2 separate regions of the Mus musculus genome follow, and region 1 is linked to region 2. Evidence: chromatin loops called from intact Hi-C (ENCODE). Cell type or tissue: left cerebral cortex. All regions are shown on one strand. Region 1 overlaps Dusp10 (dual specificity phosphatase 10). Region 2 has its middle 94 kb from the start of Gm34177.

Evidence for each region. A loop is a pair of places that touch in the nucleus more often than their neighbours do. Peaks named below come from ENCODE experiments on the same cell type or tissue, not always from the same donor. Only the 100,000 strongest peaks of a DNase experiment are listed, where the experiment ranks them.
Region 1: a loop joins it to region 2, with 2.8 times the contacts of the local background. A loop is called at or near these places in 3 of 42 quality-filtered maps.

Annotation. Positions count from the first base shown.
Region 1 is chr1:184,075,024-184,077,523 of GRCm38, forward strand. Dusp10 (dual specificity phosphatase 10) reads left to right here. Exons shown (of 4, transcript NM_022019.6): 4 at 1-613. Among named protein-coding and RNA genes, the nearest start is that of Dusp10, 42 kb to the left of the region's middle. In left cerebral cortex, no CTCF peak of the experiment used is centred here; a DNase peak (open chromatin) is centred at 1,059.
Region 2 is chr1:184,234,630-184,237,129 of GRCm38, forward strand. No RefSeq gene overlaps it. Among named protein-coding and RNA genes, the nearest start is that of Gm34177, 94 kb to the right of the region's middle. In left cerebral cortex, a CTCF peak has its summit at 1,177 (motif pointing left); a DNase peak (open chromatin) is centred at 1,150; H3K4me3 peaks cover 316 bases.

The sequences.
Region 1 (2,500 bases), 160 kb before region 2:
CATGTCAAAAGCAAACCCTGCCAAACCGTGCCCAGTTGTGCTCACTGGTGTGAAGAAAGGGCCGGCAAGCTCAGTGGACTCGGCTCGCCTCACACCTTCTCTGGGGAGACAGGCTAGTGTCGGTTTTGTGTGTTCTATGCTCCGGATATCTTTTCCCCTTCTGTGGGTCTGAGAGAACTTTTTGTTTGTTTGTTTGTTTGTTTGTTTGGCAGAAGGAAACTGACCATTCTACCATGTGCCTTTGCTGGCACTCGTGCAATAAAAATGGTGTTTGGAGTGTGCAGCTGAGGGAGAGCTGGCAGCTGAGTGAGGAGTGGCGTTGGAGACAGGCATTCAACAGTACCAGTGGCTTCCCCTCCCTCCTTTCTCCTTCTCCCCCCCCCCTTTCTTCCTCATCCCCTTTTATTTGTCTTTCTTTTGATTTGATTCTGGTTACAGTGCCATACACCTTGTTACATATGTATATCAGAATGTAAAAAAACAAAACAAAAAAAAAAACAAAAATTTATTTAAAAAATATTTTTCGCAAAAAAAAAATATCCTTGGTGTGTTTTTGTTGATGGTGTAAGAATTTATTTTCATTATATAAATGAACCTCGTTTGGGGATGTGTCATTCTTTGTACGTGCCTGTCTTCTCTGGTTAGGCTCATACCTCTCAGCACGGGTTTGTATAAAGAGATGGGGATGAGAGTGTAAAGCGGGAGGGACCGCTCACGGAGGGAGGCTAAGGATCCCAGCACTGATGCGGTCCTCTGCTTCCTCCCCATCCTCTTTCTATGAGACAGCAGACTCATGATTGAGCAGCTTCCGCCAGACCTGATAACCAAATCACAGCCAAGCCGAGGATTTAGAATATACAGTTGTCTCCCTGGTAACTACATGTAAATATCAGTGACAATCTGCCTTGTATGGTTTTCACAGTCCCGTCTCAATTGACACTAGCTCACATGACACTTTTTAGGGACATTCACCCTATAGTAACAATAGTACAAGCTGCAAAAGATGTACTCTTCCAGTGTTTTTCCCAGTCAGTAGAAATCAGCTCTGTGTGCACACGGACTTTGACAGTGCTGGCTATTCAGCCCACAGACAGTTGGAAGTGGTGTGGGAAGGATATATAATCCTACGGTTTTGTACGTTTTATTAGAGAATATGTATCTAGAGGGACTTAGCCACTGGGAAGATTTGTAGTGCCCCAAAGTTTGCCTGGTGCGAGTAAGCGCTGAAGAATTCTGGCATGTCTGGCTCCCAGTGACTACATTTGACATAAATATTTTTGTGAACATTTGCTTACAAATGTTACACCAGAAATATTTTGACATTGATTTCTTTATTCAAATAGCTTGCCTGCCAAGAGTCATTTAAATTTTTCTTTCATTAGAAAAGTGGAAATTGAACATAATAGGAACTGAGAGCTAGCTGGAATTACGTTAGTCTGATATAGAATATGAAGTAGTCAAAAAGTAAATCTCTTTTTTTGGCATTTCCGTACTGTCAACAGTCTTTTTGTTTTGTTTTGTTTCTGTCAACTAGAGCAAACTGAAAGAGTCTGATACACAGTGACTTGGGATGCCTGGCAGGCTTGTCATTTTCTAAGTCTAAAAGTTGGAGTCCTGGTGGGGTATAAAATTCTCTCTCTCTCTCTCCCCTCCCTCCTCTTCTTTCTCTTTGCTTTTTTATCATGTCTTCTGCAAACGAAGGGAAGGACTCAATAGCTACATGGACATGATTTGTGTGTTTGGAAGTTTATGAGCTTAGAGGAGAAGGTCTGCCTTGGGGCAACAGGAATCCTGCCAACCAGCATACCAAGAATTCTGAGAGGGACTCCAGTCTTTTCTCCTAATCTGCTCTGAGTCACTTCACCTTCGTTTCTTCTTGAGGAATGTTAATCACTTCATGAACCCACTGGATCAGCAGAGCCAAGGCTCTGGAAAGCAGAGTCCCCAGCATTCTGAGCCTCTCACTAGCTGCCTGCAACCTTCAGGATGGGGTTGGGAAGTGACTGTGTCTTCTGAGAATGCACAGTCTATCCACCTCAAGAGTCATCCCCAGGGCCTGTGCTGAAGGAATGCAGTGAGCTGGTGGAATGAATCCAGAGTCTATCTAATGCCCAGTAGAGTAGGCGTCACTGCCTTGGTCTGAACAGAACAACAACTCCAGATTGTCCACATTTATTTCAATAGCTGATAGTTGCTTTTCCAGTGTCAATGAGTCTAGACAGCTTAGTTCACAGATGAGCTCCTGCTGGTGACATTTGGACCAAGGTAGATGGAGTGGAGAGCGAGGACGGAAGCTGACAAGAACGTGTATGCAAAATAATAGAGGAAACATTCTTAGGCTGCAGCCATCACTGATTTCTACTGACTGGGAAAAACACTGGAAGAGTACATCTTTTGCAGCTTGGACTATTGTTACTATAGTGTGAATGTCCCTAAAAAGTGTCATGTGAGCTAGTGTCAATTGAGACGGGACTGTGTGGGCAACAAATGAGAGATGACC
Region 2 (2,500 bases):
CTGTTTCTCACCCCCCGTCTCTGTCTCCCTGTCTGTCTCTCCCCCTCCCTCTCCCTCCTCCCTACCTCTCCCTCTCCTCTCTCTCTCCCTCCCCTTTTCCCTTTCCCTCGGCCTCTTTGAAATCAGCTGGGAAATCAGTCTCTGAATATTGATGAGAATAGACAATAACAGCTGGGCCAGAAGCACACCGTCGGTTCTCCAGGGTTTCCAGTTTGCCTCCTGTGTACATTAGGATTTAGCCTCTGTAAGTACAACACACACACACACACACACACACACACACACACACACACACACATTTATGGAGAGAAAGAGACACAAATAAATAACCTATCTCTTTACCGTGTGTGTATTTTCATATTATTCCTGGAACATACACTCAATGTATCTTGAACATGTCAATACTAATTTATCTGTATATAGCATATATATCTTGAATGTATGCCAATATCATATAAGTCTATCAGTCTATCTTCCATCCCTCTGTCCATTTCCTCTTGTTTTCCCTATCCGTGGAACTCTGAATACTGCATACACCCGGGAAAATCTTTGAGAACATGACATTTATGCTGAGCTCTGAAGATTATAATAAAAAAAGGAGCCAGAAAAATAATTCTAGCAAAATGGGAATGTGACAATAAAGCCGGAGGCGGGAAGAACCAGCGCACAGGCAATTATCGGGAAACTAGACTAGAGAGGGAAGCAGAGCCCAGGCAAGGAAGGAGCTTGAAGCCTGCTCCTGAAAGTGTCAAAAAGCTGAACACCCGGCTTTCAGTAAATGTCTGTTTGACAAAATGAGTTCCTGGTAAGTAATTTCCAAAACAGCGAGAGCAGTCCTCAGACTCTGGAACAAACACACGACTGTTTTTATCCCCATTCTTTGATGGTTTTCACAGAGGTGAGCGTGCTGGAAGGGGAGGAAGCTGATAAAAGCTGGCCGCATCCTCTCAGACCATTGGAGGACAGGAAGATGGGAGAGCAGCCTTCCGCCTCGCCAGGCGTTCCCTAACATTTTATCAGTTTGGCGGGTTTTGTCTGCATTTTGCAGAACATGCAGGCAGTGGTGATGATCCCTTTTATCTAATATCCTCAGCAGAGGTCACAGGCTTAACAGGAACCGGGAAACTCCTCCCGGCAAGCCAGTCCCGGCTCTGCACAAGAGCGCCCTCTTCTGTGCAGTCACAGACTGGCCCTCGGAGGAAGGTTGAAAGGACCCGTCAGGCAGGCCAGGGGCCCCAGTGAGCCCACAATCTGGTAGTCAGAGGAGTTAAAGGGCGTCCTTATGGACCGCCTTTACCCCACGGAGGTGCGCACATTCAGGATCCTTCTAGAATTAGCCATGAGAGTGAAAGGGGTGAAGAGATTGAGTTCAGGCCACTTCCTGAAAAGAGAAAGGAAGCGCTTTCCAGCTGGGGAGAATCTACTTCCTGGTTCAACAGGAGAAATGGAAAAGGATGGATACCCAGATACAGTCCTGTCAGAATCCATGGTCAGAGGGATGCACAGAAGTGAACAAGGAGGGGTAGGCCGACATGTGCCCTGTGCCGACAGAGATGGGGGAGGTCAGCATGTCTGCAGCCAGCCCTGGAGTCACATAGATGAGGAAACTGGACCTCTGGGACAATTCAACACCTGCTGCCTGCAGTGTTTCTTGCCTTCTCACTCCTGTGAACCCCTCTCTGCTCCCCAAAGACTTTCACCTCCACTTTCACATCATCAGTACATATATGGTTCTATGTGCCTGCCACACGAAGAACCCACATATGGAAGAAAACGTGTGTTGTTTGGTCTAGAACACACCATCAGATCCTCAAAATAATCATGCCAATCAAATAGGCTAGATATATACTCCCAGTGTGTTCAAAGAACTGAAGCCCAGAGACGCGAGCGATTTCTCCGCAGACACACAGCAAATACAAGAACTAAGAGAAGCACGTTGTTAAGGAAATGCACGTGTCATCCTGTTAGAGACAAATCTGAGCAGCAGGAGGGAGCCAATGGTCATTATAGATGTTGCTGAGGGGACAATGCAGATTTTAGTGACTGTTAAGGCTTGGGTTTGGAAGGCTCACAGTCACTTCCGTTACTGTTCAGGTCTTTAAGCTAAGACAACAGTGTGAGTGTGGGTCTGGAGAGGTCAGATCTCACTGTCATTCCTCTGATGTCATACACCTGGTTTTGAGACATCTCACTGGCCTGGAACTTATCAGGGAGGTAAGGTTGGCTGGTGCTGGAAACCTGTGGTTCTGCCTGCTTCCACCTTCCCAAACCCCAGGGTCTGCCTGTCTCTATCTCCTCAATCCCCAGGACTCTGCCTGTCTCCTCTCCAGCAGACATCGCAGGCAGACACCACCATGCCTGGCTTTTTATATGGGCTCTGAGGGGTTGAACTTAATCCTCATGCTTATAAGGCAAGCAAGCCCTTTACTGACATCGCGGTTGGCTGCTGCACCAGCTCAGTCAGAGCACCTACACTGCACGGTTGCAAAGGCCTTTGACT